5 separate regions of the Mus musculus genome follow, and all the other regions are linked to region 4. The links are chromatin loops, found by intact Hi-C in ENCODE. Cell type or tissue: left cerebral cortex. All regions are shown on one strand.

Evidence for each region. A loop is a pair of places that touch in the nucleus more often than their neighbours do. Peaks named below come from ENCODE experiments on the same cell type or tissue, not always from the same donor. Only the 100,000 strongest peaks of a DNase experiment are listed, where the experiment ranks them.
Region 1: a loop joins it to region 4, with 3 times the contacts of the local background. A loop is called at or near these places in 27 of 42 quality-filtered maps.
Region 2: it touches region 4 in a loop (10-fold over the local background); 27 of 42 quality-filtered maps call a loop at or near these places.
Region 3: a loop joins it to region 4, with 4 times the contacts of the local background. A loop is called at or near these places in 10 of 42 quality-filtered maps.
Region 5: it touches region 4 in a loop (5-fold over the local background); 5 of 42 quality-filtered maps call a loop at or near these places.

What each region holds. Positions count from the first base shown.
Region 1 is chr10:42,858,226-42,863,225 of GRCm38, reverse strand. Scml4 (Scm polycomb group protein like 4) reads right to left here and starts at 2,714. Exons shown (of 9, transcript NM_172938.3): 1 at 2,373-2,714. Gm34006 (a long non-coding RNA gene) reads left to right here. Exons shown (of 3, transcript XR_380280.4): 3 at 570-820. In left cerebral cortex, no CTCF peak of the experiment used is centred here; DNase peaks (open chromatin) are centred at 700, 2,529 and 2,955; H3K4me3 peaks cover 1,299 bases; H3K27ac peaks cover 501 bases.
Region 2 is chr10:42,839,472-42,844,471 of GRCm38, reverse strand. No RefSeq gene overlaps it. Among named protein-coding and RNA genes, the nearest start is that of Scml4, 19 kb to the left of the region's middle. In left cerebral cortex, CTCF peaks have their summits at 1,929 (motif pointing left), 2,520 (motif pointing left) and 4,201 (motif pointing right); DNase peaks (open chromatin) are centred at 910, 1,937 and 2,547.
Region 3 is chr10:42,694,916-42,699,915 of GRCm38, reverse strand. It overlaps Ostm1 (osteopetrosis associated transmembrane protein 1), which reads right to left. Exons shown (of 6, transcript NM_172416.3): 4 at 3,499-3,666; 5 at 1,643-1,808. Among named protein-coding and RNA genes, the nearest start is that of Ostm1, 18 kb to the right of the region's middle. In left cerebral cortex, a CTCF peak has its summit at 2,735 (motif pointing left); a DNase peak (open chromatin) is centred at 2,734.
Region 4 is chr10:42,939,522-42,944,521 of GRCm38, reverse strand. All of the region lies in intron 6 of Scml4 (Scm polycomb group protein like 4), which reads right to left. Among named protein-coding and RNA genes, the nearest start is that of Gm5079, 49 kb to the left of the region's middle. In left cerebral cortex, CTCF peaks have their summits at 2,061, 2,370 (motif pointing right) and 4,443; DNase peaks (open chromatin) are centred at 2,410, 3,844 and 4,680; H3K4me3 peaks cover 897 bases; H3K27ac peaks cover 361 bases.
Region 5 is chr10:42,306,274-42,311,273 of GRCm38, reverse strand. No RefSeq gene overlaps it. Among named protein-coding and RNA genes, the nearest start is that of Foxo3, 32 kb to the right of the region's middle. In left cerebral cortex, a CTCF peak has its summit at 2,947 (motif pointing left); DNase peaks (open chromatin) are centred at 2,514, 2,940 and 4,565; H3K4me3 peaks cover 524 bases.

The DNA of each region.
Region 1 (5,000 bases), 81 kb after region 4:
GGAAAACGATTTTACTCTTCCCTGGTGGGAAAGGGATCTGTCTTCCTCCTCATCCCAAATCCATTCTCAAATCAAATCTAAGAATATGAAACAGGAGGAAGCTAGAATTCTGATCTCTAAGGAGCACCGAGCCAGCTACCCAGAGGTCATGAGGTGCTGAAACTTTCAGAGGTAGCTGCTTGTTCTAAAGTGTGCGGCACAAGGGGTGTGTACATGTGTGTGTGGTATGCCCTTGGCTCCAGAAAAACTGCAGATAAGACCTAAGAAACACTCTGAATTTTGTGTTCCACACCCCGCTTTCCAACAGAAAAGCTATTCTTCAGTGAGCATTCCTTGTTATGTTTCCTTAAATTTATTGCAGTTAAGCATTCGAGATGTAACATTAAGATTAAAAGAAACAAATAAAAACTACTATGTTATGAAAGGTTTAAGGCAATCTGGTCATGATTTTCCAACCATCTAGTCAAAAAAATATTAAAACTTCTGTCTTTGTCCTTCAGGGTATTGTTCAAATTTTTATCACACGCAAGCAGTATTGAATATATTAAAAGTCCTTGGGTTTTTTTCAGTTGGCAAGATCAAAGCGGAGGAGCTGAGGTGACAACCTTTGAGTTTGGCTTGTTTCCTAGATCGCCTATGACCTCCAACCTTCAGCCCCACAACGAGAAGAGAAGCAGAAAGTGAAACTACTGTTGCTCTAGCAGAGAACAGCAGCCGCAGAAGAACTGTGCAGATGAAAGCCGAGCTTGCCCGCTCGTTCTTCCTGTCTCGTTATTGCTCATATATAGCTTTTAAGGAAATAAAAGTAATTTTGGTGACACGGGTAAGACATTTAAATGTGGTAAAACAACTAAGATTTGGGATTTTGTTGGATCTGTGTTTCCTCTTATGACACAAATCAGACAGGCAGATTTGGAGAAGGTTTCTACACACACACACAGTCACAATGTTAAGAGTGAGAGAAACACATTCATGTTTTAATAGTAGTTGACAGCTATATTTTAAAGGTAGACTGTAAAGCTACCAAGCGGCTTCTCTGCACGGGGCATCAATGTTTACATTTTAGCTGCATTTTGATGCTACGCAGTGCTAGTTTTCTAGGTAATTGCCACCCAGTAGCTGTTACTCAGATCGACTGAGCCACTTCTACCAAGCAACAAGCACACAAAATGTTCCATAAAATACTGTCTAAATCAGGCACCTTCTCCTCTACAGCCATCTCCATACTTCTACATGTTCTCCAGACATTCCGTTTTGTTTTGTTCTTAATGAGAAAAAAGTCTTGAGGAGGGAAAGACATCTATGTCTCTTACCCTTCAAAAAAAAATGTTCCTTAGTTGAGAAAGGAATTAAAAACATGGAACACACAACAACCACATCTGGATCACTTTTCAAGCATCCCAGCTACAAAGCCCCATTTCTCAGAGAGCTGCTGATGGTCCTAGCCCTCTTGAGAAATGTCATGACCCTAGAAAGACAACACAGCAAGCCGCCACCTCTGGCTTATTGTCGAAAATAACGGCAAGAACTTAGACTCAAGCGCATCAATGATGAGTGAAAACTGCTAACTCAGCAGCCATACCCACTGGTCCTGTCCATCCGCAGAGCAACCTGTAGACGACACCCGGGGCTGCAGGCAGAATGAGTGGAAGCTATTTGGGGTCACATAGGACTGTGTGAGGGGAGGAGGTGACTTTGTCTTTGAACTTGGGGAAACTCCAAACATTCCATACTAACCTGTTAGTTATTTCCTCCTAAAAAAACTAATAGCAGGAACTTGCAAACAATTAATACTCTCCTTATCTATGACTGGTACATCAGCAACCAACAAAAACACATGAAATATCCCATCTGCAGCATTCAACACAAGTAAATAAAATTCAATTTGAAAACAAATGCTTTGATGAGTGCTTATATCACAGCCAATTTTAATAATCAATTTTAGGTAAATATTTGTAACCTAATCCATACTACAAATTTTAAATTAATAATACAAAATAAGACAAAATTATTATTAGGAAAAAAACCATATTCATGTTTGAAATAATAAAAAATTTGCACATATTTACATATAGACTTAAAGAGAGGTTAAGTGTATACATGTCAAAAATGGTTATAAACTGTGTTTTTACTTTAAATCTCCCTTTGATATATAGTTAAAAAAAATCAAACATTATATTTTGCATGTTAGGATCCGAAGTTTACCCACCGGGCTCAGTAGTTTTAGCACCAGACACTCGTGCATTGCCAGAGAGGCAGGCATGCAAACCCTCCCAAATAAACTAAAGCAGGTAACCTGTTGTGCCGCCAGCCCAAAGAGAAGGAGCCATACAATGTACCACAGCACACCCGCCAGCATGCGTCTCCCTTACCTACAGCTTGGTCACAGAGCCCTGACCAGGGTGTTGCTTGCTGAGGTCTGGAGTGGTGGCTTAGAAGACAGGTGACTTCCTGCACACACACTGCGAGTATGGCACAAGCTATCTTCCACCCGTGTGCTACGCCTGCCTCACAGCTAGTCGCCAGCAGCCCAGCTCGCCGCCGCTGCAAACATCTCATTAGACTAATGCATTCAGTACAGGCAGAACACTCGATTTACCATAGCTACAGCAGTGAATTTCCATTACGATGACAGCTTCAACCACATCATGTCCGGAAAACCAGCCAACCGCTGGCTTCTAAAGAACACACACACATTTTACATGCAGAAAGCGAGGACTCTGTGTGTGTGTGTGTGTGTGTGTGTGTGTGTGTGTGTGTGTGTGTGTGTGTGTGTTATTTCTTTCCTCTGTACAGACAGACCAGCTAAGAGAAATACACAGCACAGCTTTTTGTGAACAGCAGCCGCCAGGTAATGATACTTCTGCTTCTTAGATAGTTACTTCCTTGTAAGAAACTGAATTATGTCACAATAGTCAGAATGGGTGTTTCCTGCATTTCAGTTTTCATTACCCCTCCTCCGTTGCCATAGAAACCAGACTGTAACATCATCTCTTTGTCCCAGTCTTGCAGCAGTGAGGGCCACACCAGGCTTATAAGACTGTTACGATCTGACAAGGCTAATGTTTGGCTTTGGGGGGAAAAGAAGAAGAAAGAAAGAACAATGGTATACCAACAGAAAGCCTGTGTGTTGTCAGAGGTGTGGACCTGTACTGATGACACACTGTGGCTGTACCTGTTAGCTCTAAAGCTGCCTATCCTACGTTTAATCCACATCTGTGTGTGCACATCTGGAAGTGTTTCTCCATGCCCAAACACTCTTGGGACCTGCCTGGGAAAGGGCTGCTGTCTCTCCTCCATACCCACTGCCTGTCCACTAAACCAGTTTACACCAGAGAAGGTGCCTTTTCTCCTCCCTTCTTTTTATAAAGTGAGTCGAGGTTTTCTGCTGCTGACTTGACTCATCTGGGGAAATGGGATGTGTCTCAAGTGTGTCTTATAAGATACCTGGTTTACAAATACAGGCTGTCTACCGGGTTTGCTTTTAGGGACAGGGAGCATGCTTGTAGCCAGGACTGACATTAAACTAATTTGGAAGGTCTGGGTCACAGCTTAGCCAGTTACTGAGTATGAAAAATTAAAAAGGACCTACAATTTGAATGCATATGTAGTGTGAAGTAAATTTGTCCCCTCAAATTAAATAGATACAGGAAATTGATGTTTTTTTTAAGTCAAAGCATTATCCTTACTAAGAAAGAAGGAATTCCCTGGGTGGCATGTGTCCTTTCTGCCTAGGTCCGCTGCCTGCCACAGCCCTGACTCCTCTGCCCCAAGGTGGTTCCCAGGCTGGCCGGGGCCTGGCCCAGCTTGGATGGCAGTCTCCATTCCTACCAAGTGCCATAAAGAGTCAAAAATTTGTACCAACAGTGTAGTATGTGTCCCCTTTGACATCCAAGGGAATCAAAGGCTGATTAGTGAAACAAGATTGGCCCATAGAAGCTCTCAATAAATTTCTATTTTATGAAAGATACAGACAGTTTGGCCCAAGTAGAAATTATTAGGGTTATGGGACTGGCTTTGGACTGAAATTCATGATGTAGAAATGGAAAAGTAACACGTTCACAACAAAGTGCAGACTCACGCTGTTAAGGAACGTAGATGGGAAGAGACATAGAGCTCTCTCCTCATGGGAAGAGGCCTTAGGGGAGGCGGTGAGCTGCCGAAGACAGCATCATGGCTCGCCACTGACCTACAGCAACCCTTTTGGACTCGTATTTAAACTATTGAGGGTTTTTTCCTTTGGAAATAAATATGTTATAAAACTGAAGGGGAAAAGTAAAAATGAAGACAAGGAAAAGAAGGAATCCACATCCTTTATTTACCTGTTGAGTTTTGATGTTCATTCAGGAAAATACAGTCTTGGAAGTTTTGTTTTGGAGGGGGTGTGTCTGTACTTTCTTATAACTTAGTTCATTTAAAGAAGAAGCCTAAGGAAGAAGATGAGAAGGAGAAAAGAAATTAGAAGCCAGCCAGGTGTGGGCGACAAACTGTGATGTCATCATTCAGGAGCCAGAGGCAGAAAGAAATGGGCCAGCCTGGGCTATGTGGGGAGTCTCAGGGCAACTTCAGCTATAGAGTAAGGCCCTGGGGAAGAGGGAGGACACTAGGGCCTGATGGATGGTTTAAATGTGGCCTGCGCCAAGTTCCAGCCACAGCTATGGTCATACAGTCTCACACAGTGTTCCACTGAAGGGCATTTTAGATGAGCTCGGGTAACTAGTGTTCAATTGAATATGGCTCTTTCAACAAATAAAATCAACATTTCTTAAGGAATCAAACCCTATAAAGAGAAAAGGCTTTGGTAGACTCTTACTCCAACGGCCTTTGGTTTCTCTTTCCCAGGAAGATCCTGAGGGGCTCTCACTCTGATCTGCATGCTCCATCTTCATACAGACTGTGTCTGTGTGGCTTGTCCTTGAGCCAGGTGTGCCTGGGTTGCTGCTTCGACTCTCAATGGGTCAACTTGGCAATCACACATGACCTTAAAATTAACTAAAGCC
Region 2 (5,000 bases), 100 kb after region 4:
CCGATGACATGAAGAGGCAGAAGATGGCTGTCCAAGGAGGGTCACCTCACATAGATCTTCCCTAGAAAGAGCCAGGCTTCCCACTGCTTTACCTTAAGATACACAGCTTGCAGGACTCTAAATCTCTGCTGTTTAAGGACACACCATTTGAGAGACCCTGTTACAGCAGCCTCACATACTAGCATATCTAGCTTCCGGATTGCCAAGGCCAGATTGTTCAGGGGGAAACACCATGACTCCAAACAACTTGAAGAGGAAGGGGTTTATTTCAGCTTATAGGTCTACCTCACAGACCATCTCTGAGGGAAATCAGGGCAGGAACCTGGAGGCAGGAGCTGATACAGAGGACATGGCAGGATGCTGCTTACTGGCTTGCTCCCTGTGGCTTGCTCAACCTGCTTTCTTATAGAACCCAGGACCACCAGCCCAAGGGTGGTACCACCCACAATGGGCTGGGCTCTCTCACAACAGTCATTTATCAAAAGAAAAACACAAAAAGGAGTCGCAGCCTTCCCCACAGGCCCATCTGTTAGGTGTACTTTCTCACCTGAGGTTTTTCTCTCCCCAAATTCCAGTGTATCTTATATAAATTTGACATGAAACGAACTTGCATGAAGGTCGTGACCACAGAAGCAAGTATCTATGGCAGAGCCAGTCTCATCTCAGATGGGACCCTACAGAGGGGTGAGAGAGGAGCTATGCACAGGGCAACCAGTGTTACTGGGATCCTTGAAGAGATCTGCCCCATTACACTGGGCTGAGTCTGTCCCAAATGCCATGTAATGGACACAGAGTTCTGTGCACCACTCACTGGGTGTGAACTCAGTGTCCAGATGTGAAGTTCCCAGAAGGCTCTTGGCTCAGGGCTGGTAGAGGTGAAATGAGGACAGTCATATTCCTGCCCAGTGGGACAGTTCCTGTGTGGCTCAGAGCCCAGTGCAGAAGCAAATGCCCTGAAATAGCAAAACACAGATTTGCACAATTAAAACGTTATTATACAAATTATTAAGGTCCCCAAGAAGGAAACAGGCCATAGGCATCAAGAGCCACAATTTTTGCTGATTAAAATAATTAAGATGGTTCGTTTCTTTTCTCTTCCTTTTAATCAGTGAAAGAGTTGGCGATGTGAGAGGAGCCAATGCCACAGGGCAGAGCTGTACCACAGCTTCCTGTAACAGAGAGAAGGCTTTTAAGAAAACTTACAAGCCTTCATGCCTACTTTGCCTCAGCCCCAACCCTTCCCTGCCTGCCTCCACCAAAACTCATTCCTATCCAGGAAAAACAAAAACAAACAAACAAACAAACAAAAAACCAACAAAAAAACAGTGGATTCAAAGTTGAATTTGCTTATCAGAAAAATAAGGAATTTCTTTTTGTGTTATTATATGTCTCAGATACTTCATGGGATATACATGACAAAAATTAATTTGTTGTTTATCTGAAATTCACATTTAATTGAGTATCCTTTTGTAAAACCTTAATCTTCGTCGCACAGTAAGTTCTAGACAGAGCTGTAGATAAGTGTGATGGGGTGCCTGTAAGGATAGAATTTGCAGCATGGCCAGGTGACCTTTGAGTCCTTCTCCAGGGCCCCAAGGCCCTGCTCTTCAGAAGCTGTGAAGGTAGCTGTCCACTCCCACCTTAGGAGGACGAGGTTGGCGCTATCCACCTCAGCCGAAAAGAGAAGGAACAGCGACTGTCATCAGCTCCCAGAGAGCCTTGAAGAAGCAGCTGGCTCTAGGGTGGGAGATAGTCGGAACCAGCCCTGTAAAACTAGATGGGTCAAGCCACCCTGAACTCCAGAGGGGCTGCCGCAGGAACATAGCTGGGAGGAGTCCTGGAAATAGAGGACAGCACTGTGGGACTCAGGGCATGGGCCAGGTACCCTGAGCATCCAGCAACCCTCCTCAGCTACCTCGCGCCCCCTGGCGGCCATAGCTAGTCAAGCATGTACGCGTTCCTGATCCCAAAATCCAGCAAGGGAGAGGGGGGTCCCCAGGGAACAGTGCTTCCTCAGTGGCCACTGATCTGAAAGTATCACTTTCAGTGTCACTTTGCAGTGACTACCACCGCAAGTTGCTCACGGCATCTGCCCTGTCCTCAGTTCCTGCTGCAAATGAAGCCTCTGGCTGGATGTCCCAGGAGAGATTACAACCTTGTCTAAGGACATCTTTGCCAAATGAAGTCTGCTCTAGTGAGGTCAAGGCAGCCTAGTTAGTGTCTTCAGACCCCACCACATGACCCCCTGGGCGGAACAGGATGGTTCTGTCTCTTCAAATAGGCTTAAGTGGTGGGGAGGTAGCCAGTGGTAAAGCATATTCAGCTCACATGAGGTTTCTGTCATTGACATCTCAAATATAGAGCTTGTTTGAAAGGTGTAAACAGGACGAGAGTGACAGCCCAGCAGTTAAGAGCACTCACTGCTCTTTCAGAGGATCTGGTTCCGTTCCCAGCCCACAACTGTCTGTAACTCCAATTCCAGGTGGAGCCGGGCCACAGCACCCTCTTCTGGCCTCCGTGGGCATTACACCACGTGGCTCACTATCTCACAGGCAAAATATATACATCAGGTGAAAAAAAATTAAGGTGCAAGTAAAAGACTGTACACCGAGAATGTCTTCCTCATCCCCCGAGCGCAGCACTTCCCAGCTCGGCTTGCTGACTCAAACAAAAGGACGGAAACCTGCGCTCTCAGTTGACGTCAGCAGCTTCAGCCTCATGGCCCTTCCATAAGTCTCTAGACCAAGCAGCCCTCCAGTAGGAGGTGTCCTGAGTGCGAAGCCAGAGTTGCCTCAGCTCCTCCTGTGCCCCAGGCTGTTAAAGGGCGGAGGCAGCCAGCACTGTGTTCACGGGACTGATTTTCTTCGTCAGTTTTGCTATGATTATCTGTCTGGATTTTACCCAAATGCTTCTGAGATGTTGCTATGAGGTGGGGCTTTTTGTTTGTTTTTGTTTTTGTTTGTTTGTTTGTTTTGGTTTTTAAGGGCAATGATGTTTAAACCACTAGATCAAGTCAAGCAGATTACCCACCTTCCTGGCCTCATCCAATCAGGTGAACGCCTTAAGGAAGTGGCTCATTCTTTCCTGAGGAAGGAATCCTGCCATTAGATGCCTTTTGACTCCAGACTGAAGAGCCACTCTCCTGGGGCTCCAGACTGCCAGGCTATCAAGGATATTCCAGACTAGCTGTATTTCATGTGTTTTGTATATGATAGGATCTGTGATCTTTTGGGGGGTTTTGGAGACAGGGTTTCTCTGTGTAGTCCTGTCTGGCTTTGAACTCAGAGATCTGCCCAAGTGTTGGGATCAAAGGCATGTGTCACTATTCCTGCCGTTTTTATTTTCAGAAATGGTCTCACACTGTAACCCAGGCAGGCCTTGGACTTGAAGCAGTTTACATGTGCTGTGGTGAACATGTGGAGTGCTGCGAGCCTGTGCTTTAACCAGCCTCTGCCCACGGACGTGTATGAGGGGGGAAGAGAGGGATTGTTGTGTGAAATGATACATTCCTCCGCCCCTGGAGAGAGGGGGACGTTCAGGACACTCAAGGAATGTATGGGGCTCACAGGGCTGAGGCTACATAAGCAGTAGATAGTGGGGGGCTCTTGGGGAGACAGCTGCCTACAAGTTGTGCAGGACCCTCCAAGGACACAACTTTCATCCGTCCTCACCTGTACCAGGTGGGCTTTGAGGGAAATGCAACCACCCAAGTCGTCCTCGCTTCTGTATGTCACCCTTCATGCATGTTCCTATAAGTGCCCCCTCCCAAAACAAAACAAAACAAACAAACAAACAAAAAACTCAGTGGTTCGCAAAGCCAGACTTAGATGGAATAATTTCTTTGGTCTGCTGTTGCCCCATGGGGACAAACAGGCATCCTGTTCAGGTCACTGTGAGAAGTAATGCAACAGACACATGAACTGTGTTTCCGTTTTCCTTTCCTTAATAGAAAATGAGCCTCAATCGCTTTTCGGGGATTCGTTGGCCATGAAGATGCTGGGTTTTATGAAGTGTGGTAGACATGCAAAGAAGACCAGAGCAAGGAAGACCTACCCATCTGCGGCGGCGCATGGGGTCAGCTACAGACAGCAAACAGCTCTCTGGAAGCTGCCTTCACCACACAGAACCACTTCAAAGCGGTTCACTTTTAATTATGTGTACACGTGTAGGGAGGATATGTACACATGAGCGCAGTGTCCACAGAGACCAGAAGAGGGCATCAGGTCCCCTGAAACTGGAGTTGTAGACTACCGGATACAGGTGCTGGGAGCTGAACCCCAGTCCTCCGTAGCTGCCCAGCCATCTCTCTAGACCCATATAGAACATTTTACTCGGGGTCACCTCCTGGTGGCTCAGCTCTGACTTGGTGGGAGGGCTCCAGGCCCACCCGTCTGTCAGTACAGGGCAGTGGGCTTCACACCTGAGCTTCCCGCCAGCTGGCCCAGGTCTGCACTGGGGCCAACTCCTTTCCCAGTCAAAGATGCTTCCTCTTGCATTTGTTTGAAAGTCCTGATTCCTAAGAAACATTTTAGGGGGAAAAAAGAAATCTTTTGTACTTCCCACCCCTCAGGATCTGCCCCTAAAAACTGTTTAGGAAGGAAGGGCTGTTTTCAAGTCACTAGCCCATTTTCTTCCCAACCCCTGCCATTTTTTTTTAAGTTTGTTGTGATTTTGCTTAGTGGAGAGGCCAGTTTTCTGCCAGTTACGTGGATGGCAGACACCTTCCCCACTCTGTGGCCTCGCTTTTATGCTCCCTCACTGTCTTTGAAAAACAAGAGACTCGTCATTCAAATACCATTCAACTTTTCAATTTGTTTTTTCCATTGGGGAATGTTTATTGCATCCTGCTTAAAATGTATTTTCCTACCCTTGGGTGATAAACATATTCTACATTATTTTCTAAAAGACCCCATTGTTTTGCCTTTCAAAGTTAGAATTAGATGCCACCTGGGTTTAATTGTTGTATACGGCAAGAGACAGGACCATGTATCATTCCTCCC
Region 3 (5,000 bases), 240 kb after region 4:
AGCCTGGCCTACATAGCAAATTCCAGGCTAGCCTGTGCTACACGGCGAGACCCTATCTCAACACATTCATGCTGGGCGCCAGTTCAGTGGTAAAGGGTATTGCTAACACTTATAAAGTTCTAGCTTCAATACCTAACACCAAGCAAGAACAACAAAACACACATATTGTGTGTGTGTGTGTGTGTGTGTGTGTGTGTGTGTGTAAATGTCACAATGAAATACATTATTCTGAGTTGGCAGCAGTGGCAGGAACCTTTAATCCCAGCGGACAGAAGTGGATCTCTATGAGTTTGAAGCCAGCCTGGTCTACTGCACAAGTTCCAGGATAGCCAGAGCTACACAGAGAAACCATGAGTCAAAAATAAATAAATAAATAAATAAATAAATAAGAAAAAAAGACTCTAGTTTTAAAAAGAATGGTTCTTTTAAAGTTGAGTTATATATCACATATAGCACTATTAGCAAAATATGTAATATTCAGCTATGATTATGATGGCCATGGCATTGAGCCACTAGGTTTAAATAGAATCATGGCCCATAGCCACCTGGCGAGGTCGTGCGTTGAACAGTTGAGTGCAAATGTTTCTCATGCTCTAGAACTGAAAACCCACAGTGTCACCTGCAGTGGGAGTGGCACCCGTGGTGGGAGTGGCACAGGCTGAGATCTGAGAACTGCTGGCCTCATAGGAGGAGCTGCAGCAGGGCTCAGGCGCCTCTATTTCCTTGCCTTGTTTTAAGCTCTGCACAACTCTCAAAGACATAACCATGCCACAGAGCAGTCACATGTCATCAGTTCATGCAGGGAGGAAGGCAGGAGGTGGGGGGAGGGAGAGCAATCGGCCATGAGCATCGGCACATGAACTCTTCACTCACACGAGTATTTGGGGTTATTGTATGTGTCTGTCTGTCTGTCTGTCTTTCTCTCTGTATGGTTTTATTGTTTATTTGCTTTGGTCTTTTGCTGTGTTAATTTGTTTGTTTTTGAGTCAGGTTTGACCTGTGAAGCCATGGCTGGCTTAGAACTCGTCATGTAGACCAGGCTGGCTTTAACTCAAGGATCCATCTGCTTCTGCCTCCTGAAAGCCATATTGCCTGACATTATTTGATCCAAGATTTTTTTTCCATAAAGAATTTCACAGGGATAGTATTTTGATGCTAACATTAAAACAGACTATAGTATTCTTTTGTACAACAAATGTCTGCGAGCACTCACTATGCCCGGGCACTTTCTAGGTACTGGCAATATGACAGACGGTATACAAGGAAACAACTTCTTCTTCTGATGATCTTTATGATCCAATCAAGGGAGACGAATCAAGTAGAACAAACAAATGAGAGAGTTAAGTGACCTCAGCTGTCAGCAGCAGCAAAGCCGCCGGCTTACTGCCTGCGTGCCATAAAGAAAGAGCACAAAGTCTGGTGATGGCTCGGCAGGTAAAGGCACTAGCCACATCTTTCTTAAATAGATCTGTACCTTTCCCCTACATTATGATGATGAAGGTTGAATCCACGGCCTTGTGCATACAGGTAAGAGCTTTGACGCTGTACCCCCAGCCCCTTGACCCCGTAATCTTTTTTGACCCCGTAATCTTTTACGTAGGTGCTCGGCTAAATGGATGGATGACTACAGAAGGGAACTTACGTAGAATGAGTTTGCGTTTCTTTTGCTCTGAGTGAAGGAAGCTACTGAGGTAGAAGACGACAGGCAGGAAGAGAATGAACACAGACACAGCAACCACGGACACCGTGTCGCTGCAGGTGACCGAACAGTTGAAGGTTCGACTCCAAAGCTTCCGAGTAATGTTCATCTAGAGAAACAAATATCATATTATAGTCTCTTTACTTAAAGTTTAATTAAAGTTCTCTTTAATGTCTTAGTATATTTTTGCAATCCAAACATCATTTAAAACAGCGTTAAAAATCTACTGATAGTTGAGAACAATTTCTTCTGCTAGGAGAAAAAAAGCTGGTTTACAATTAGTAACTGTATAATATTTGGTATTATTTTATTTTGGAGACTCTCTGTGCAACCCTGGCTATTTTGGAGCTCACTCTGTAGATCAGGCTGGCCTCGAACTCAGAAAAAAAAAACAAAACAAAACACACACACACAAAATAAGGTATATTCTAAATACATAATTATCACTGAGATATACCAGAATGTCAGTAATTTTATCTCCCAGAGAATGTGTAGTTATAAAACCAGAGTAAAGACTCTGTCTCCTGGTTAAAGGTGATTTAGTACTAAGAGCTGTTAAACAAGTACAGTCATGGGGCTGAGAGGTAAAAACCCCAAGCCCTATGAGCAGCCATGCTCGGTGCCTTTGCCTATCCTAAGCACCACTCGATGGTCCAGAGCAGTGTCCTCTAAGCTGGTTTGATAATGCAGACGAAGCATTCTTTTTTTTGGGGGGGGGGGGAGGTTGTTTTGTTTTTTGGGGGTTTTTTTGGTTGGTTGGTTGGTTGGTTTTTGGTTTTTGTTTTTTTTTTCGATACAGGGTTTCTCTGTATAGCCCTGGCTATCCTGGAACTCACTTTGTAGACTCAGAAATCCACCTGCTTCTGCCTTCCAAGTGCTGGGATTAAAGTCGTGCACTACCACGCCCGGCCAGACGAAGTATTCTTAACCAGCAAGCTTAGCCATTTTGACCTTGAGTTCTCTACTTTTGAGCCAATGATCTGTCTTCTCAGATAACTAAGTCTCAAGCCTAGGAGGGCACGGCTGCCACCTACTGGTGCTCACTGGAAAGACAAGCTATACAGTGGAGAAAAGGCTTCCGGATTCTCCAACATTTACTACAGTTACACATACTTACAAAAGCAGTACTGAATGACATCCTGGGCATGGTGGAGACGAAGCAGGAGGATCACTTCAAGTTCAAGGCTGGCCTGCGCTTAATAATGAGACCTCGTTCATTTTTGCGGTCTCTCTCTCTCTCTCTCTTGCACTGTCCTACCTATTAAATGATGAATTAGAAAACACCAGGTCTTTGTCCTCAGGTGGCTCACATTTCAGTGAGGAGATAGACTATAAGTAATGTTCTCAAATTATCACGTAGATAAATCAATTAATGCAATAAGTGCGTAAGATCTTTCGAACACATGGTAGTTAGATGCAAAAACCTCCTTAATCAGCACCCACTGGATAGAGAGCTGAAACTTAAGCACAAGAAACACCATGCCCCTGAAAGCCACACCTACTTTCTTACCTACCCCCACCCCACTGGTTTTTCAAGACAGGGTTTCACTCTGTAGTCCTGGCTGCATTTTCTACTTTAAAATCAAAATATGCCAAATTATTAACTTGTCCATGAGGTGCCTGGTTAATGTCCATTTCGCTCCGACAGAGACACCGTAGAGCCTTATTACTTTATAACCACTGCAGTTCTCTCTGGCTGGAATGCCACGCGCATGCTCCAGTGCACCCGAGAAATGCTAGCACCGCAAGCATTCATCAGCTGCACACGCGGACCACGCCAGAAGCCGATAGATACTCACTGCATCCTCCACATCGATGCACAAGTGCGTCTCAGGCTCAGCCTTGTTCTCAAGCCCGTTCAGTTTCTGCATTTGACTGTACAGGAGGCTCAGGTTTTTATATGCCTCTTTACAGTTTCTGCACACTTCGGAGTAATTTTTTGGTGGGAGGAGACTGTATGTGTGCCCCTAAAATGACAGAAGGTAGATGTAAGACACACAGTACCTACTGGACACAGTATCTCTGCGTGTCAACCATTTGACACCCTACCCTGCCACAAAGCCCAGATTGAAGACAATTTGCTGTGTGACAGGACTGGCGTGAACCCAGCGATACAGCCACATCGCATAGCCACCAGGTAGACGCCAATGACACACCTTGGGGGAAAGGCAAGTCTCCTTAACAGATGGCGCTGGGAAGTTGGATAACTGCATATCAAGACTGAAACTAGATCCCTCGCCCCCGCTCTGACAAAAAAAAAAAAAAAAAAAAAAAAAACAATTGAAAAATTAGTCAAAGACCTTAATTTAGGACCTGAAACTTTGAAATCACTAGAGGATAAACATGCAGAAAACACAAAGACATGAGAATAGGCAAAGAATCCGGTTGACAGCTCAATGGGTAAGGCTGCTTGCCAGTAAGCAGTGACCCAAGTTTTGTCCTTGGAACCCATAGGCAAGCTGTCCTCTGACATCCACATGTACCCCCTAGATAAATATAAGAAAATAATTCTTTTTAAAATAAAAAGGCAATGGCGTTCTGAACAAGCCTCGAACAGAAGAAGATCATGGAATCTATGAATAGAATCAAAGCACAATCTACATACATGCAAGAAATAAGAATGTCACAATAAAATCCACTGCTGTATACAATTACTATACATTAATAAAAAGGAGAGCTCACAAAAGCCGCTGGTAACCCCCAGGAGAAGACAGTGGTGGGCTGTGAGGACGAGAGGTTCCTGCACATGGCAAGGGCTTCTAGAACTTTCTAGGAGACCTAGGAGACCTGGTGTAAGGGCACAAGGCGATGGTCTCTGCACTTTCTAAGTGCCTCTTACTTTTGAAACTGCTACACAGGCTTCTGATGACCGCTGGGGAGGATGGGAGGCATCAGTAGTTCACTGCAAAGTGACTGACAGCTAAGTACTAACCTTCCTGAGCTATCTCACTGTTGATGTTTAATGTTGTTCTTTCCAAATAAAATCCATCCCTGCTGAGTTTCACAGCCCAAACGCCATCCTTTATCAAAATGAAGTTGGACTTTTCTCATGGGAAGGATACGAACCCCACTCAACTCTCTTTTCTTAGCTCCTAACCCAGACCTTTCTAGTGAATGAAAATGGACAGATAGCCTGCAAGGGGGGCGGGGGGGGGGGGGTAGCATGCCAGCAAAGCCCAGATTCTAGCTTCTAGGCAGACACCTGCATTCTGAAGCACACGTTTATATCTTTGCTCTCTATTCTCTTTATTCTTTACCATGAGCATCAGCAAAGAACCATCTACTGAACATGGAGATAAAA
Region 4 (5,000 bases):
CCTAGAGAACTCAGTTTTAGAATTACCGGAACCAATAAATTACCAGCAAGACTGCAAGGCACAAAATCAACACAGGAACACCAAAAATCTAAAATGAAATCAAGAAGGCAACACCATACAGTGAGACTAAAAACAGTGAAACACTTAGAAATAAGTTGACCAGAAGAAATCTCAATTTATATCCTAGAAAATATGCAGCACTGTTGAAAGAAGATATAAATGAATAGTAAAACCACCATCTTTTAATAGATTTTTTTTTGTGTGTGTGTGTAATCGCTAAGGTGGCAACACACTAAAAATGTTCAACAAAATCAGCACAATCTCTGCTAGAATCTCGGCTCGTGTCTTTATTGTAATTAACAAGATGGTTCTAAAACTCATGGAATTATAAAAGATCAGAGAAATAGAAATAAACAGTAAAAAACAAAACGTAGAGAGTCTACAGGTCACAGCATCAAACATAACAGCTAAGAAAGAGTGACCAACCATAGCAGCACAGTTCTGCGGAGGATGGACACTTGGATGAATGAGGGAGGCAGAACTCAGAGCCTGGAAATAAGCCCATTTATCTACATGCGATGGTTTGTCTGCTAAGGCCCTTTAGTGAGGAAGGAAAGAAGTCTTTCAACAGACAGGGCTTAGAAAACCAACCACACAAGAAACAATGCAATTTGACCTGTCTTTACCTTATAGGAAAAGTTAAAATGAAATTTAAAATCCCTTTAAGAGGAAATGTAAGAGGTGAGGACAAAAATATTGGAAATGTGATCTTAAGATCTGGCATGATCCAGGTGGCACGTGCCCCTCTAATCCTGGACCTCGGGAGACAGGCAGGTGAATTACTATAGGTTCTGGGCCAGCCAGTGCCACACAGTCTAAATAAATGAGTAAATTTGATGCGTGAGCCACAAAAGCCACAACAACCAAATTCCGGACTTCATCAAAATTGAAGCCTTGTATTCTTCAAAAACGTTGTCAAAAACAAAACAAAACAAACAAACAAACAAACAAACAAAAACCAAAGCCACAAGCCAGGAGAGATTAACAAGGGACCTGAATCCAGACTGCATCTAACAACTCAGCCGTGAATAGACAGACGCTATTCCTTGACAGACGCTCACTGGTGCTGCAGAGAAATCAGAGCCCTCATGTTCTGCTGATGGCTCGGACACTTCAGGAAAACAGGCGCATAAGGCAGAACTGTCACATGACTCAGAATTGTACTCCTAGGAGTGGGCACAAAGGAAACATTTTATCTACACAAAACTTGTGCCTGAGTGTCAATGTATCCCTGTTTCCTTCTACTTTGAAGCAGTCCCCAATCCAATGGGATCTCGTCAGCTATTAATAGATCCTTTCAGCAAAGACCGCATTTCTAGATAAGGACCCATTCACAGGACCTAGGGCTAGGACTTAAACATGCAGCGTTTAGGAGGACAGGGTTTGGTTGAGGATAAGTAAACAGATTTGGTTGGTGCTGTACTCAGAATCTCACTCAGTAGCCCAGGCTAGCCTGGAACTCACAATGTAGCCCAGGTTGGCATTGAACTTACATCAATTCTGATAAGTGCTGAGATTACAGGTATAAGTGACCACACGTGACTGTTAATTTTTAATAGTCATTTATTCTAATATACATCTACAAAATACAATTGGCAAACTAAACAATTATATCCTTGATGTAAGTCTTGCTAGGAAGGAGTGAGTCGGTTGAAAGGGACATCTCAAGTCTACAGGTCTATAGGTATTATTCAGAGATAGTAAAAATTGACAAGGTTACAGTACGCTAGCGCTGGGAACGTGCTAAGCTAGAACCAGTCAATCTTTATCTTCTATAGTAACTGAGCCTCTTATTGAAAAGTGTTCTCGGGAGCCTGGAGAGATGGCTCAGTGCTTTAAGAATTTGTATGGCTCTTGCAGAAGTCCTGAGTTCAGTTCTCAGCACCCACCCTGAATGGGTTTAGAATGGAGCCTTACCCAACTGTCTGCAATGTTAGCGCCAGGGGAAATCTTATGCCCACTTCTGGCTGATGTTGGTACTGCACCCACATGTGCGAAGTCACAAACATACAAAAATAAAAAGGAAATAAAGTAAAAACTTCACCAAGGAATCTTACAGTCTCCCCCAAAGCTAGGCCACTGTGCTGCAAATCTACTGATTGAAATTTCTCTCTTATACCTAAGTTTAATTGTGCTTGCTTTAATATAAAGCATGGTAGTGGATGTTCTTTATTCTATTAAAAACCATGACGTCATTAAACAGACAGATAGATGGGTTACAGGTATGCGGAACTCCTAGGCCCCTACGAACTTGACTGCACTGTGAAATACAAAGGAAGACCGTTTTGCTGGCAGGGAGAACTACTTTCAGTTTTGCGGCAGACCATAGTGTGAACAGCAGATGGGGCCAGCAGACCTGGAATCAGCCAGAACCAATCTCCTCAGAGATTTCACCTTCCTTCCACACAGACCTGGAAAGCTACAGGCCTGGCAGGAAACAGGACTGGTGTCTATTCTCTCCTGGGCCCTCACAAGACCCCTGCTCATCGGAAATAAGCTGTCTGCCCCCAGAGAGAGAATCCAGCCTGGGGCTGTGGAAAGGCCAGCTGGGCAAAGGCAGGCCTCAGACCCCTTGCGAGTCCCTTGTGTCCATAGACCCCAGAGAAACTACTCGTAAATCATTCCGTGCCTCCTTCAGAGAAAACAATAAACTGCTTTCTGTGTATACACAAGAGCTCGCTCCAGCTTAGCAGCAAGCGCATGCGTGCGCAGCACATGCATACAAATGGGGGCGGGGAGGCGGGGAGTGGGGGGAGAACCGGGAAGGGGCAGGTCTTTGGGGTTTGGGTGTCTGGGGAACTTTCTGGATAGCTTTGTGTTTCTTTTTCCCCATTGTGGATCTGTTTGGGGACTGAGGTTTCCTCCGTTGCTATGTATAAAAGCCTGAAACCAAAGACATCTCTAGAACAGGAGGCGCCTCCTGTCTAAGTTTCTCCGTTTGAGGAAAAAAGTTCCTCCCTTCCTCTGCCTGACCCTGGTCTGGGGTTACAATGGGAGTGAGGGGGGCTTCCAGGACCCCTTTGGGCAAGCCACTCACCTCACCGTCCTGGAGAACTCCAAAGGGGGTTAGCAGCAGAAGAAAGAGGGACAAGGAGAGAGCCAAGAGACAAAGGAAGAGAGTCCCTAAGCAAGGGAGACCTGTGTGCAAAACACAGACACACAGAGCAAGCCTTAGCCCTCTGTGCAGAAGGAAGGCACGGGCCTCACTGCAAACAGGCAAGGGAGCTTGGACCATGAGTTTTACTCCGTGGATCAAAGCAATACTTTACTAGTAATCTCTAATGAAGGCTTGAGATGCAGCAAGAAAACCACCGGCAAAACCCTTCTCACACGATACCTCTACCCGGTGATGTCCAGAGAAACTAACATGCCTTCCACCATTTCCACTCCCCAATCTACCACACCACACATGCACGCCATATCACGTGTGCAAGCTCGCTCTCTCTCTCTCTCTCTCTCTCTCTCTCTCTCTCTCTCTCTCTCTATCTCTCTCCTGTACAGAATAAGCCCTTGGAAGAGTTATTAATACTACCTTCCCCCAGGCTGAAGGCCACGGCCTTTCTCAGGGATGGTCTGGCCCTTTGCAGGTCTGCCTAGTTCTTCGGCAGGGTTCAAAGGGTTCCGCAAGAACAGCTTGGTCTGGCTACACTAAAGACCTGGCAGCACTTCAGTCTCAAAGCCCAGGGAAGAAAAGGCTGGAGCGAAGCCTGCTAGGCACAGCTTCCAAGAGCTGTGGTGTTCTTACCAGGGAGGTCTGGCCAGGTAGCAGCGCCTGGAGAGAAGAGTCTGGAATCTCAGAGACCCCAGCGGAGAAGCTGGAGGCAGGAAGGGAAGCGCTGGGGGCTCCCACTTCGCCTCTCAGCCCAGACTCAGGTGCCTGTCATCCTACCTGGGTGCAGAGTCCGTGCTCCTGACAGTTTAGCCCACACTCCCAGGGGCTGCAGCTCCCAACACGTGCCAGTTGCTGTGGGTCTCCGTGTCCTCTACGGGACTCTAAGGTCGCAAATAGTCACCTTTCTCTGCAGCTTTCGAGGAGGCTCTGGTGCAGCTTTTCTGTTCCCAGGCTCAGTCCCGCCCTTGTTCTTACAGATAAGCAATCCTCGTTTTCCCTTAGGGCCTCGGTGGCCCAGGCCTTGCCTTCTTGGTTCAAAGGGCACAGGGCCACACCACCTATGGGTGGAGCATTTCCTTCGCTTCAATTACATTTTCCATTAACTTAGTCTCTGGCCAGTATAGATTTTTCTTCCTTTTAGCTTGCCCCCAGCTCAATCCCTCAGCCCGAGGACCAACTCTGGCTCCTCTCTGGTCCATTTCAGTGCATTTACATCTCCCTGTCCCTCATGAGAGGCTCACAATCAGCCATCATTTTAATGCCTGACACCTGCATTTCTTTCTCTCTCCAGCATGTTTCTGGTTTGCCCGAGACTTTGTTCTAAGCTGTGGGTTGATTTTCCTCCCTTGGAAACTTGGACCAAAGACAGTTTTGACTGAAGTCAGCTGTTTAGAGTAATGACTCCCCGTTGGGTCTCCAGAGGACCGCAGGCTCTGTGACCACCTTCCCCGGGATCTGGCAGTTCTGCCAAGCCTCTATCCCAAAGCGTGTGGGAAATGCGAGTGAGCAGAGGAGGTGAGGGGCTGTCCCCAGGCTCTTCTGCCTCCGCAACAGTCACATGTGCTTTGTCCTTTTATAAATTTGGGGGCTGGAGAGTTGGATTCAGTCAGCAAAGTGCTTTGCTCAACAAGTGTGAGGAAGTGAGTCAGAATCCTAGAGCTCCTATATTTACACTCACAACTCTCTCCACATACAAAGGCACACACATCATATATATATATATATGTATATGTATATGTATATGTATATGTATATGTATATGTATATGTATATGTATTATGTATATGTATATGTATACACACACACACATATATAACACACATACACA
Region 5 (5,000 bases), 630 kb after region 4:
TACACACACACACACACACACACACACACACACACACTTAAAAAAAAAACTCCTTGAAGAACATAGCTCACTATGTCCCAAGTTAATACTAGATAGTTCAGTTATATTGGTTTACAAAGTAGACCTACAAAGAGAATTACAGATCAGGAAACTAAGGCCTAGGAGACTGAAGTCACTGGAGGTCACTTCAGAGGTTCACATCTCACATCTATGAATTCATTTCATTTTACCGTGTAGAAACAGAACCATTTGATCATGACTTGTGAGTATCCACGCACTAACAGCACAGCTGCTGTTCTGAGCTAAGTAGAAACAGCTTAACTTTGTTTTTAAATCGTGTGTGTGTGTGTGTGTGTGTGTGTGTGTGTGTGTGTGTATCTGTGTGTGGTGTCTCTGTGTATATCGGTGTCTTTGTATGTCTCTGTATCTCTATTTGTGTGTGTGTATGTGTGTGTCTGTTTGTGTGTCTCTCAGTATATCTGTGTGTGTGTGTCTGTGTGTGGTGTCTCTGTGTGTGTCTCTGTAGGTCTCTGTATCTGTGTGTGTGTCTGTGTGCCTCAGTGTTTCTATGTGTGCCTCTATGTAGGTCTCTGTGTGTATGTGTGTCTGTGTGTCTCAGTGTCTTGGTGTGTATGTGTGTGCTTCTATGTAGGTCTGTGTGTGTGTCTCAGTGTCTCTGTGTGTATGTATGTGCCTCTGTGTAGGTCTGTGTGTGTGTATGTGTGTGTATGTGTGCCTCTGTGTAGGTCTCTGTGTGTGTGTCTCAGTGTCTCTGTGTGTATGTGTGTGCCTCTGTGTAGGTCTGTGTGTGAGTATGTGTGTGTGTGTCAGTGTGTATGTGTGTGCCTCTGTGTAGGTCTGTGTGTGTGTATGTATGTGTGTGTCAGTATGTATGTGTGTGCCTCTGTGTAGGTCTGTGTGTGTGTGTGTGTCAGTGTTTCAGTGTATATGTGTGTGTCTCTGTGTAGGTTTGTGTGTGTCTGTGTGTCTCAGTGACTCAGTGTGTATGTGTGTGCCTCTGTGTCGGTCTCTGTGCACAGTGCTGAGGTCTCAACCCAAGGCCTCACATGCCAGGCATCTGTCTCTCAGCCACGCCCCAATTCTAAAGCTTAGCTTTTGCCTTCCACATTTCTTAAAATGTAATAAAAAAAGACAGTGTAGATGGATAGACAGATGGACAGAGGACTGACCAAAAAAGGAACTGTCCCCGAGTGTATGGTATTGCTGGCACAGTGCCCCCACGCCAGTTTTTGTTCAAGGTCCAGGTTTGGACCTTAAAAGCTTGTTTGGAGATTTCCAAAGAAACATTCCGCACTCTGCACACTACAGTAAGGCAGGCCCCTGTTGGAGAGGGTTGTCTTCAACAGGGAGAAGCTTCAGGAAGGACGCATGGACTGAAGAGGAAAAAGCAGGGGGCACCTACCAACCCAGCCATGTCAGCCAAACCAACGTAGTGATCAGCTCATGGCAGATGGCACAGCCACATCAGCCTCATGCCTGAGGTCAGGCAACTCCCAGTGTAGGTGGCGTGTCACCCTGCTACTGAAGAGTTTAGACAGCGTTTAAAAACACCGTGTCTGTAGGGTGAGCTGTAGCACAAGGCTCTGCCTGCGTTACTGCAGGGTGCACATCTCCCATTCCCTTCTGTCCCTCCAGACCCCCAGCTCCCTAAGCCTTGTTTGGGGAGGCATTGGTGGAAGGGGCTGTATCAGTTGGGAGTGGGGTTCAGAGAGGAGGGCTGGAAGGCCCTGTGAGGGTTCTGCCTCCGTATCAGGAGGCAGGAGGATGGCGTTCACACATGCTGGAAATGATCCATCAGCATCCTGTTCTCTTCCCAAGGTCGGTCTCACAAGTCAGCATGCAAGAAAAAGGGAAAACCAGAAAACAACATGGCAGCCAGACCAAAAGGAAATGGGTGGTGGGATCCTTCAGCAAGCACTCAGATGCCCAGGACCAGAGGGGGCTGGACTCTGAGTGTTCCTCAGACTTGGGGCATTGCATATTTGTAATGAGCTATCTTTGGAATGAGACTACAACTTAAACAGACAATCAATTAAGTTTCACATACACCTTCTACATATAGCACCAAAATAATTTATATGACATTCCTAGTGCACCTGCATTTTAAATACATTCATTCCATGTTATATTATATATTACATGCATGGGTGTGTTGCCCGCGTGTGCATGTGCACCCTGTTGTTCATGCCTGGAATCTTCAAAGACCACAAGAGGGAATCAGATCCCCTAGAACTGGAAATACAGATGGTCGCGAGCTGTCACGTGGGTGCCAGGAACTGAACCTGGGTCCTCGAGGAGAGCATCAAGTGCCCACATTTTGACACTAACTTCTAAACACTTCATTTCCCCGCCTGTAAAATTCACACGTGGAAAAAAAAACCCAAGTGAGTGGGGCCAATATCTCCCAATTCAGCGTTGGAGTGTGTCCGGCCTTGAGTCTGTCCTCATGCTGAGTCAGCATCTCCGGAGGAATCCCAGGATTCCACCTAGGCAGCGGCGAGTCTGTCAGCTCTGGGAGGTCTTCCTCAGCCCTGACTGTGGCCTTAGGTGGTCTGCATTCTTCAAGAACCAGGAAACCCTTGTACTGGTTTTTACTACGTGACTCTTCTCAATTTTCTTTCAAAGGAGTGTTCTGAAGAGAGCAATAGCAAGCTTGCGGCAGATTGGTAGAGGCTTAACTGGGTAACGGGCTGACAACATAATCGGAAAGGTTCCATCCATGACTGTTGTAAATTATCCATCCTTGAGGAATGCGAAACTGAAAATGCAGCCTCCCTGGAGGTTTTCATTCCGGGGAGCAAGGACCGCAGCCCTCAGCCGCACTCCCTCCAAGGACACAGGCTGAGATGCTGGGGGATGTCCTGAAATCCGCTAACAGAAACTGTTGCTCGGTTGGTGGGCTTCAGCCATTTCCCATGACGAGGGCACCATCTTGTGGTCGGTGGGTGAACCGACGGGAAAAGTCTAGAAATTCGGGCTGGGAACTCTCAATGCTTCTTATTCCCAGGCCTGCGCTACCTCCAGAGAGTCAGGCGTCTTTTGAGATCCTCAGTCAATTCAAGAGTGGAGTGTGGTCCCGATATGAGACCCTCTTGTGACTGCTTCGGAGCTCCCTCCCTTTGGCAAGCTTAAATTCCTTCTCTGGGGGAGGGGCTCTGCCCTGGGCTCTCACTCCTAGCTTGGCTGTTCCTAAACAATGACTGGGAACTACAGCACTGTTCCCCTGTCTGTGTGTCTGACTTGGAGTCTTGGCGGGAGCCAACCTGTGGGTAGGAGGGTGGGGGGCTGGGAGGGTGAACTTAACACAAACTGGAATCATCCAAGAGGAGGCAACCTCAACTGACAAAACGCCTCCATAAGATTGGTCTGCAGGCAAGTCTGTGGAGGCATTTTCTTGATTAATGATTGGCTGCTGCCCTGTGAAAAGTAGGCAGTTCCTTCATGGTCTCGGGTTCAGTTCCGGCTTCCTGCCTTGGCTTCCCTTCTATTATAACTGTAAGGTGAGCTAAACCCTTTCTACCCCCAGGCTGCTGTAGGCCATGGCGTCTATCACAGCCATAGAAAGCACACTAGGATGCAGTCATGTGCAACACCACACACACACACACACACACACACAAACTCACACTCACAAGCACACACTCACACACACTCTCAAGCACACACACTCACCCACACCCACACACACACTCGCAAGCACACACCATGGGACTTCTGAAAAAGTTGCCCAGACTGATGAGGCCCAGAAATACAAATAGTGTCTTATTGGTTGTTTTGTGTCGCTATAATAGAATAAATACCAGAGACTGGGCAGCTTATCACAAAGAGATATGTGTATCTATGGAGGAGTCCGTGATGGAGGTACATCTGGTGAGGGCCTTTGCTTTGCATCATCCTGTGGTGGATTTTATAATTGTGAAAACTACATTCAATGTTAGACAAAGCATTCTCTTCACACTCTGTTCCCCGGACCTGGAGTTATAGGCGGTTACAAACCACCACGTGGGTGCTGGGAACAGAATCTGAGTCCTCTGCAGGAGCACCAAGTGCTCTTCACTGCTGCCATCTCTCCAGCCCTGTCACACTGTTCCCAGAATGCATCTCCTCCCTCATTCCCACCGCCGGTTAGACTGTCTGCTACCAAACCCAGCATGGCTCCAGGGACTTGACCTGACTGGGAGCCAAGAGGGAACGAAGAAAGGACAAACAGACACGGATGAGGAGGACATGGAAATCAACCTTGTTAAGGAAAACATGGGATGAAGAGCAGGGGGTGAAGGGGAGGGGGCTGCACAGGGTCCTATAACTCCTCAGAGAACCCTGATCTGCACTATATAGCTTTAGATCTAAGATGGCTCCCAGGACACTGGTGAGACAGCAAAAAGGAATGGAAGCCAGGGCGGTGGCTGCTTCCCCCATCTTCATGGAAGTCCTAACAGGTGAGTTACCGCATCAGCCAGGGCTTTCATTGGGACATAGTGATGGTGTGGCGAGATATGATTGGTTAAGGATTTAGGGGCTTGGGGTTGGCTCAAACACTGTATATAAGCTTAGGTGTTGGGCAATAAACTCAGACCTGCAACCCTGATGCTGGTTTCCAGAGACTGATTCCTAGGGTCCGTCACATGACTCTGTCACATGACTCTGTCACCCCCGCCCCATTGGTCTTATTTCTACACAAAGACACACAAAGAAGCTGAGATCTGTCGAACCATACTCTGATGAAGAACCCGCAGCACCTTGGAAGCTCAGCGTGCTTATTACATACATTTGAACAGAGAGGTGGGGTCATCACATACAACTGGACGAGGAGGTGAATTACTGCATACAGACTAACAAGGACCACTGAACTATTTAAATGGTTGGATTTTATATGTGAATGTTTCTCAATGAAGTTGTTAAAAACAGCATATAAGTATTCACTAACCATCCATTCATTCACTCACTATTATTCAAAGAACCAGGCAGAGACACATCTA